2 separate regions of the Homo sapiens genome follow, and region 1 is linked to region 2. A link is a contact called in ENCODE Hi-C or POLR2A ChIA-PET data. All regions are on one chromosome and are shown on one strand. Each heading gives the region's core, a stretch centred on a gene start or an enhancer-like site at or near the end of the contact. The rest is flanking DNA. Distances are from core to core; before and after follow the strand shown. Region 1 has its middle 170 kb from the start of ZNF521. Region 2 has its middle 33 kb from the start of HRH4.

Region 1 (4,627 bases), core at 69-2,568, 1.0 Mb after region 2:
CTTTATGCAGAAGTCAGGAGTGTTACTTTATAAGAGTTATGATGAACATCGGGTGGCATTGATTAGTCCCTGCTTTTCCCAGGAAGTTAGAAAGAATTTGTATACCTCTACATCTTTTTATAAAATACTCAGGTGACATTCCTGTTGCCAAGATATCAATAATCTGAATTAATTTCATCATCATCAATACTAGCTGAGCTAATAAAGCTGGAGAAGCCAGGTGTCTTCATGCCTTTTTCTAGGACAAGTGTTACTCAGAGTCTCCCATGACTATTTGCTGATGAAAGGTTATAATAGATTTAATAACGTCTGAGAAAGTAAAGAGCTAATTTTGTAAGTGAAAGTGAGATGCTTCTTTCTACCCCAAACGTTTGTAGAGACAGCACTTTTTATTTTCCAGATTTTCTACTTTCCCATTTTAATATTGAAATAGAAGAAAAATGTTCCCCACCAAGTGCATTTCTGCAGCCTTGTTCTGTGTCTCACGTTGCCTGTCAGTCTGTGATACTACATTCCACAATGCCCTGCGGGAGAAAGAAATTGTGTCCAGACGCAGCCATGGGAATGGAATTTCCCATACCTTGAGAGTGACCTCCAATTTGACCTTAAAATTAAAAACTTGTTTGTGAACTCCTGAGAGGGAAAAAGAAGTATATAACAGTAGCTGCTGTTTAAAAATATAATTGGCAAGCATAGTATAGAAACAACACATGAGTCAATCATGGGCTCCCTTAGATCCCAACAACTCACAGCCCAGATTTCCTGTGTTTTCCTGCCCATGAATGGGGTGAACCACCCGTGTAAACATCCAGGAGGGAAAAGAACGATTCCTTTCTAATCCCCATTTGCACTGGTAACTTTTCCCCAGTGTTTGTTTAAGAACTGGCATCTCTCACTCATTCAGTCACAGTCTGAGAATTTGTCATCAGGCTCATTTGTGCTTAAGAGCACAGATTGGAGCTTTGGCACCAGAAAAGGCTTGAGTCTCAACTCTACCACTTGCCAGCTGTGTGACCTCAGTTTCCTGATCTGTAAAATGGTGATAAACAGTGATACAGTAGTCCCCCTTATCAGTAGGGTATATGTCCCAAGATCCCCAGTGGATACCTGAAACCACAGATAGTACCAAGCCCTATACTATGCATACATACCTAAGATAAAGTTTAATTTATAAATTAGGCAAAGTAAAAGGTTGACAACACTCACTAATAATAAAGTAGAACAATTATAACAATATACTGTAATAAAAGTTACATGAATGTGGTCTCTGTCTCTCTCTAAATACTGTAATATTTTCAGACCATGGTTGACGTTAGGTAACTGAAACCATGGAAAGTGAAACTGCAGAAAAAGGGGAACTACTGTATGTACCTAAGACGGTTGTTTTGAGAAGAAAAGTTTATATACTGGTACCTCATTTCACTAATAGTCTATGTCATGAATTTTTCTTCTTATGGAAATTGCCGAATGACTATTATTCCTTATGATCAAGAGAGTTTTAGATGCTGTATCCATTTCTGCCCTATGAGAAAATGATGAACAAAAAGGTATGTTACTAATGTCGTCAACAATATATCACATTTCACAGTTTATGGATGTATTCACATCACATTATTTAATCCTTGCAATAATCCTGTTATTAATCTTTGGATGGCTATTATTGCCTGTATTGTCCAGATGACATATTACTACCTCTATTTATGTATTGAGAGGTAAAGTCCAAACATTGTAAGGGACTTATTCAAGTTCAGATATTGTCTGTACAACTAGACTATGGATTTGAGAACAGCCCTGCCTTAGGAAGTCCTTTGCCATTTCAGTTACAGCAGGTGGACAAAATAAAAGTATTTGCTGTGAATTCTATTTTTTATTTTTATTCTTTATTTATTATGACTATTATTTTGAGATGGAGTCTCACTTTGTTGCACAAGCTGGGGTGCAGTGGTGGGACCTTGGCTCACTGCAACCTCCACCTCCTGGGTTCAAGCAATTCTCCTACCTCAGCCTCTTGAGGAGATGGGACTACAGACACACATCACCATGTCTGGCTAATTTTTTGTTTGTTTGTTTGTTTTTTGAGACAGAGTCTCGCTCTGTTGCCCAGGCTGGAGTGCAGTGGCGCAATCTCGGCTCACTGCAAGCTCCGCCTCCCGGGTTCATGCCATTCTCCTGCCTCAGCCTCCTGAGCAGCTGGGACTACAGGCACCCGCCACCACGCCCAGCTAATTTTTTTGTATTTTTAATAGAGACGGGGTTTCACCGTGTTAGCCAGGATGGTCTCGATCTCCTGACCTCGTAATCCACCCACCTCGGCCTCCTAAAGTGCTGGTGGGATTACAGGTGTGAGCCACCGTGCCCGGCCACATCTGGCTAATTTTTATTTTGTATTTTTAGTAGAGACAGGGTTTCATCATGTTGGCCAGGCTGGTCTAGAACTCCTGGCATCAACTGATTTGCCCGCCTTGTCCTGGATTTGCCTCCAGGATGCTGCAATTGATAGGGAACATAGGGGTATGTGATTGCTTGACTTGTTTCTTGCTCTACTGAAATTTCCATCTTGTTGAAAGTAAAGAAATATTAATACAGTCTAGCCCGAAGAGAGTAGATTTTCCTAATTTTCCAGACTCCAAAACAACAGTTTCTTTAATCCCAGCTAGACAGCCAGCCACAGCTGATGGGCGAGGTTCGTTACCAACACAGGTGCAGCCAATCCATTGCATGGCCAATCACAGTGACTTTTTCAAGAACTTAAACTAGTAACACAGGCATTAAGGAAGTTGGATGCTGAGTCAGGCTACCATAAGAATAATAAATAAAATGCAAGGACTCCGTTGATGAGATCCAAAAATATGTCCTGCTTCTTATCTGTCCTTATGATAAACCTCTTTTACTTAAACTAGCTGATTTGCAACAAAACCATCTTTGAATCAGAACTCATCTGCTGAAGGAATCAGCTGGGAGGGAATATTGTGGGCTTGAGGAATCAGTTGAGGGTTCATTAAAGAGGGAGGCAAAGCCAGTGTGGGTTACAGGAGTAACCCACTGCACCCTGCCTTTGCTGGGAATTCTAAGCTAATTATCTACCACTGACAATCAAATCGAAGACCTGGGTCATGCACGGTCTATCATGCTAGTGACTAGTAAACATTTCCATGTCAGCCAAGGAAGCATTATTATTATTATTATTTTTGTTTGTTTCTTTGATGTTCTTGTATGTTGCAATATTTTGAGATGGTTTGCTAAAAGTCGGATTTATTTGTTGTTGTTTTTGTTTGTTTTCTTCTTTTGCCTCAATGAAGAACTGCTGGTGGACTCAACTCTTCACTAGATGACATAGGCCTGCATAGCAAAAGGCCAGGTTGTCTTGGGTTATCTAAGTTATGAAAAAAAAAATTGTTTTTTGCATACAAAGTGATAGACATTAAAGTTTTCAAAAGGTTGAAAGAGTTGTTTTTACCTGTATTTCATGCTGCTTAATAACTGCTTTAACCTGTTGATACAGAACTGAATTATCCTAATCTCCTATTTAATTGAAGACTAGCTATGTGTCCAGAACTCTGCAAGAAACCATGAAGCATATTTTTTCTTTAAATGACACAACATGGTTTCTGCCACAAGGTGCTGAAAATCTAGCAGACATAAAATTCTTCTTGAAGTCTTCCAGACACTTTCAAGAACAATACAACACAAAATATAATTAAATGTGATACTGTGTTTTATAAATGGCAAACATTACGGGAGTTAGAGAAGCCAACAGTGGACTGCAGCAGCCAGGGAGGGAGACAGGAAACCTGTCCTACTTTCACCTGCTCCATTCATCTCCTAGTCCAGAAAGGGTACTCCAAGTACTAAAGACCACTATATTTTGCTATAATACATCTAGTCAAATATATCACATTTTATAAAAGTGGGATTGTGATGTATATATGATTTTAACCTTTTTTCACTTAATTTTACTTAAACATATACTGAATTGTTATATAGTATTTCATATTTCTTAGTTTCCCTCCTGTTGGACACTTAGGCTATTTCCAGTTTTACCAATAGAGGAAACCTACAATAACCATCCTTGTAACACTACAGAAGTATTTGTGTATACCTCTGATTATTTTTTCCATAAAATAACCTACTAGAAGAAAATACATTTCTCATCAGACCAAAGGTAAGCTTTAAGGCAGTTCTAAATATTAAGCAAAGGAAGAAAATATAATAAAATTTATCAATAAGTTTGGGCTTATAAAAATGAGACTCTTTGTTTCCATTTTTGTGTGTACTTGAGGACATGCCCTGCTATCTAGCTACAAATCTGATAAGTGGGTAGACTAATTGGCCACTATTATATTTGTTGTGCAGAAGCAAGGAGTTGGGGAATTTATGTTAGTCTTCACAGTCTAAAGGTACCATCAGATATGGAAGGCAAGTATATAAATGTGTCCATCTGAAACTAGAAGATCCATGAGGCCTTATTCTCAGAGGTCTCCTTGGCTTTCTGATCTTTCCTCATGTAACTAATATGCTCAGCTCCAACTCACTTGCAGAATCAGGCTTCAAGAGATTGAGACAGAATGAAGAGATGGTCCAATATGCCTTTAAAAATCCCCTAATCTTTTCATTTTATTTAGATAAG
Region 2 (5,096 bases), core at 681-3,180:
TGGAAGAAACGTGTCATCTGGAGGCCTGCATAACCACTGCATTCTCCAGATGGGCACTGGAAGCGCTGAGGCTTCCCACCCAGAAGGTCCACGTGGTGGACAAGGGCAAGTGACAACCAGAGCCACGACTCAAAAGAGGGTGGCTGCTTCAGGCTGATTTCCTTTGACAGACTGGTTTATGGACGTGTGCAAGGGCCTCTCTTTGGGAACTGTCAGAAATGACAGGAGAGATACAAGAAGGTCAACGTCTGGAAATCCGACAAAATGGGCTTAATTCATTGTAATTTTGTTTGCTTTTAAAAAATTAAATCTCTGTCTATATGTGTATATATACATATTTTAAATACATATATATTTAAATACATATATCTGTATTTTAAATACATATATCTGTATTTTAAATACATGTATATTTAAATACATATATCTGTATTTTAAATACATGTATATTTAAAATACATATATCTGTATTTTAAATACATGTATATTTAAATACATATATCTGTATTTTAAATACATGTATATTTAAGTACATATATGTTTTTATATATACGTATATTAAAATACATATATGTATTTATATACATATAAAAACATATATGTATTTATATATACGTATATTAAATTACATATATGTATTTATATATACATATATTAATACATATATGTATTTATATATACATATATTAATACATATATGTATTTTATATATACATATATTTATTTATTTAAATACATATATGTATTTTATATATACATATATGTATTTTATATATACATATATGTATTTATTTAAATACATATATTTACATACATTTATGTATTTTAAATACCTCATTAGGTATTTAAAATGCATACAAATATAAAATAAATATAGGTATTTGAAATATATATAAAAATATAAAAAACATATAGGTATCTTAAATACCTAATGAGGTCTGGGATATCTGGGCAATGTCTATTAGCTTAACTAACAGCGTCAGTGATAACCCTTATTACCCATGGTAAGAAGCAAGCGGGTATAACATGGATAATTAGTACGTCCAGAGGAAATGGAGAGGGCATAGAACCCACTCGAGCTTCTATATTCCAATTACTTCCGGGATTGCGTGGATAAATAACATGGCTGTAAACAGGGGAGAGGGGATGAGAATAGTTTAAAACCCATGCATGTAGCTTGACTGATTGGTTCTAGAAGTTACCAGGGCATTGATCAGGGTTAGCGGGGCGCTTGGCTGATTCCTTCTGCAAAGCACATGCTAGTTTTCACACTTGCATGTGAAACGTCTAAAGCCATATCAGAACTGAGACAGGAAATGAAAGGTGATAAAACCACAGCCCCCCACTCCAGCTCCGCTCTGCACAGCTGCTCTGCTTCTTCACACAGGCCGACTTCAATGGAAGCTCGATGCATGCAGAACTGCCCAGGGACCTGGCCTCTTCACCTCATCACATTTTGAGGTGGGCAACACCAGCTTTTGAATCAGGAAGCAATTTGAAAATCAGTCATGTTTGGATCCCTCAGGCCTGGTTTCATCTGATTAATAAGCTCTGCTTTCAAAGCTCCCCCTGGACAGTCTCCCTCCCCAAACCCACTCTCCAAGTGTCTGCAAGCCGACTCCTCGGCTCCCTTTTGAGCAGGTCCAGCAATAGGAATCGGGCAGCCTTACCCAGAAGGACTAGCCCAGCATCGGCTGACCTTGCCAGGAGGAATTTCTCTCTCCAGCTTGAATTTCCTTCCTGCCTAACTTTAGGCCTTTACTGGGGACCACGCTCCCCTTTGACCACCCGGAATAAATCTCCCCTGCATCCCTGACAGCTGCTGATTTGGCTTCTTTCTTATTTTTTTTTTTAATTGAAAGTAAACCTTCAAAGTGGCCCAGCCACCTGAGAAGCTCGGCTGAGCGTGGCAGCTGGGCAGTGAACCTGAAACAGCGGCGCGGCGTTTCACCGGGTCCCCTCCCGCTCAGGGCAGAAATCATGGGGTTTTGTGGGCTGCCAGGGCCGCTTAGCTTTCAATTTAGCTTTTGCATTAGAAAAAGGGAATATGGACATGGGTCAAATGATTGTGGAGTGATTTTGAAAGTAGCTGTGTAACAGGCGAGAGATGGGGGCAGGGGGAGGTTTGATTTGCAGGCAGAATGCAAGTTTATTTATAAGAGAAATCTAGGGGTGTCTTTGTGCTTTCCTGTTAGACTCTTGGAAGCACTTTGAAGAAGGAAATAAAATTTAAAAAACATATTCAAATTTAACAATCAGTCTTGAACACCGGGAAGCGACAATGTACAGGATGGCACAGAGAGGGTCAAGATTGCTAGAATTTTCTTTTAGGGTCTTCTCCTTGTTACCTTGTTATTTTAAGCTGGTCACTTCAACTCTCTATATCTTCCCCCAAACACATTTTATTTTTGTTTTGGAAAGTTTTAAATATTCAGAAAAGTTGAAAAAATAATATAACAAGTTCATATCCACCACCTAGATTCAACAATGGTTAACATTTTTTTCCATATTTGTTTTGTTGTTTTGTTTTTATCTTTATGTGTACACACACACAGACCCCCCCCCCCCGCCCACACACAGACACATTTGCTGAAACATTAGAAAGTAAGTTACAGGCAGCATGACAATTTATCCCTAATTAAATACCCGAGCATGCATTTCCTAATACTAACATTCTCCTAAATAACCCCAATACAATGATCACACCTAAGATAATGAAAAAGAATTCCCTAATAACATCTAATATCCAGGCCATATTAAAACTTCTCCAAGTGATTCAAAACTGTCTCTGATAAGTGTTTTTTGTTTTGAACCAGGAGCCAATCAAGTTTCACCCGTTACATTTGGTTGTTGTCTTTTTAATCTCTTGCTCTCTCATCTCTCATTGAGGCAGAACCTACATACAAGTGTATAACCTTAAACCTGTACCTTGATCAATTTTTACATACTTATGTAAAAATTGTGACCCCTATATGACCACCAACCAGGTTGATATATGGAATATTTTTATTGCCCCTGAAGGTTGCCCCAAGCTGTTTCTCTGTCAATATGACCTCTTCCCCATCCCCTAGAAGGGGCAAGGGTATGAAACAACTGAACCTCCCAGATCCTTTGGCTGAAAGTGCAAATTGGTTGAACCACTTAGGAAAATTGTTGGCAGTATTTAAAACCCTTCAATAGATACTGATTCTATGAACCAGTAATTCGTCTCCTAAGTCTACACCACAGAGTTGCATATGCCATCAAAGACCCGTGCAAGAATGCTTACAACAGCTTTATTCACAATGTCCCCAAGTTGGAAATGTCACAGATATCCATCAACAATAAAATAGATAACTGAATTGTGGCATATGTATATACAAAGAAATGCTACACAGTAACAAAAGGAAAGAGATACTGCATCTTGCAATAGCATAGATGAATCTCAGACATGTTGAGTGAAAGAAGCTTGATACAAGAGCACAGGCTGTATGAATCCTTGTAGATGAAAGCCAAAAAGAGGCATAAACTATCATCGACTGTGACTGAAGTCTTTAGAGTCCTTTAATTAATAATCATCATGTTTTTTTTTCTCCCCCACGATATTTTCTCTTTGGAGAAAGTAGATGAGTTGTTTTGTAGAATATGTTACATTCTGGATTTGTCTGATTATTTTCTCATTGAACTTGACCCTTCACAACTGGGGACCCATGAGAGAATTGAGGTGTGTTGTCCTAAGGCACTCATTTTAGGTCGTGAATTAACTTCTATCCCATGCAACTAGAATAGTAGTAGTTATGTTCCATTCTTAGGAGAACTGACAATCATCACTCAACTCATATTCTGTGGATCCATGGTTCAGTTGAGGAACTAGCTGAGAAAGGCTTACTGAAAGATATTAAGGCTCAATTAGAGTCAAGTCATTTTGGGCAAGATTATTTTACAGTTGGTACCATTTACTTCCTACTGTATCATGCTGGGAGGCATTTAACATCAGGTTGTTACACCATTAGTGATGTGGTTGTGAGTTTGATTGTTTGGTTAAGGTGGTGACCACCTCAACCGCTTCATTGTAAAGAATGTTCTCCTTGGTCTCCATGGTTTAACAACCTTATTTGTCAACATGCAGTACTCATAGGCCAGTATCTCCCACTTGATGGAATGGTTTATTCTCAGCAAATTTAGCTACGAGGTAAAATTCTTCAAAGAAAATTGTTATTTCACCTACAAGAGCTTCACTCTAAAGTAGGAGCTTCATACCATAAACACACAACTGTAATAACACATTTGTAATCTTTAAGATTTTTAGATAACATCAAATGAATTCACTTCTTACTTGAGATAATCTGATAAACATCATTCATGACATTAAAACTGATCTAGGACATATGATTTTGCATTTATATACATTTGGTGGTGGTAAGTATTATGATAAAAATAGTGTTTAAATCATTGGCAGAAACTAAATTAAGGATTTCATGAATATACGTAGATCTTGGAGCTGGAAGAGATGTGTTTCAAAGCATTCTACAGTAGAAAAAATAACTCTTAAGAACTCACTCTTGTACTCTAACTTAAAGGAGGGAAAGTGGTTTAAGCATGATTATCAACAGATTTCATGCGAAGAAAATCATTTAAAGTGACTTAGATGGACTTTAGTGCATAATAATCACACCAATCCAGAAATTTCATGAAGAAAACGAAGGGTCACATCTCTGAGCAATCATAGCCAACCTATTCCAAGTCTTGACATCCTTGAGGCAGATTAAAGATGGACACAAATTGGTTGACAATCTTTCTTTCAAGAGATTGGGTCCATGTCTCCTTTCCCGGGAGATTGGTAGGCCCTGTAGCTGCTTTGACCGAGAGCATACAGTGCAGGTGAAGATGTGCACATTCCTGCACCCAAGTCTTCAAAGACTGGGAGCTACCTCTTACTATCTTTGGAAACACCCACTTCTGGAACCTAGCCATTGTGCTGCAGAAAGCCCCAGCAGTCCTGGGGAGGGGCCCATGTGGAGAAGAACTCAGACCCCTAACTCACATCTCTGATTCGGATCCCAGCTGATAGCTGGCACCAACTTGGCAGCCATGTGAGGGAACCATTCTTGAAAGTG

The links. A loop is a pair of places that touch in the nucleus more often than their neighbours do. ChIA-PET counts read pairs that join two places held with the same protein, here RNA polymerase II (POLR2A). Pooled maps may share reads with other maps.
Region 1: a loop to region 2 is called in a pooled map, with 5 times the contacts of the local background. The contact joins two enhancer-like sites. A Hi-C loop is called at or near these places in 1 of 37 single-sample maps with no recorded cell type and 1 of 50 pooled maps. POLR2A ChIA-PET finds 5 or more read pairs at or near these places in 1 of 52 experiments (OCI-LY7).

The regions. Positions count from the first base shown.
Region 1 is chr18:25,517,558-25,522,184 of GRCh38, forward strand. No RefSeq gene overlaps it. Among named protein-coding and RNA genes, the nearest start is that of ZNF521, 170 kb to the left of the region's middle. RefSeq lists an enhancer at 1,256-1,425. Within about 2 kb of position 1,319, at least 3 of the 41 ENCODE cell types and tissues checked have a DNase peak (open chromatin) inside an H3K27ac peak, as active enhancers do; they include OCI-LY7, where a contact is called at or near this core.
Region 2 is chr18:24,490,766-24,495,861 of GRCh38, forward strand. No RefSeq gene overlaps it. Among named protein-coding and RNA genes, the nearest start is that of HRH4, 33 kb to the left of the region's middle. RefSeq lists a silencer at 1,216-1,275 and an enhancer at 1,456-1,625. Within about 2 kb of position 1,931, at least 2 of the 41 ENCODE cell types and tissues checked have a DNase peak (open chromatin) inside an H3K27ac peak, as active enhancers do; they include OCI-LY7, where a contact is called at or near this core.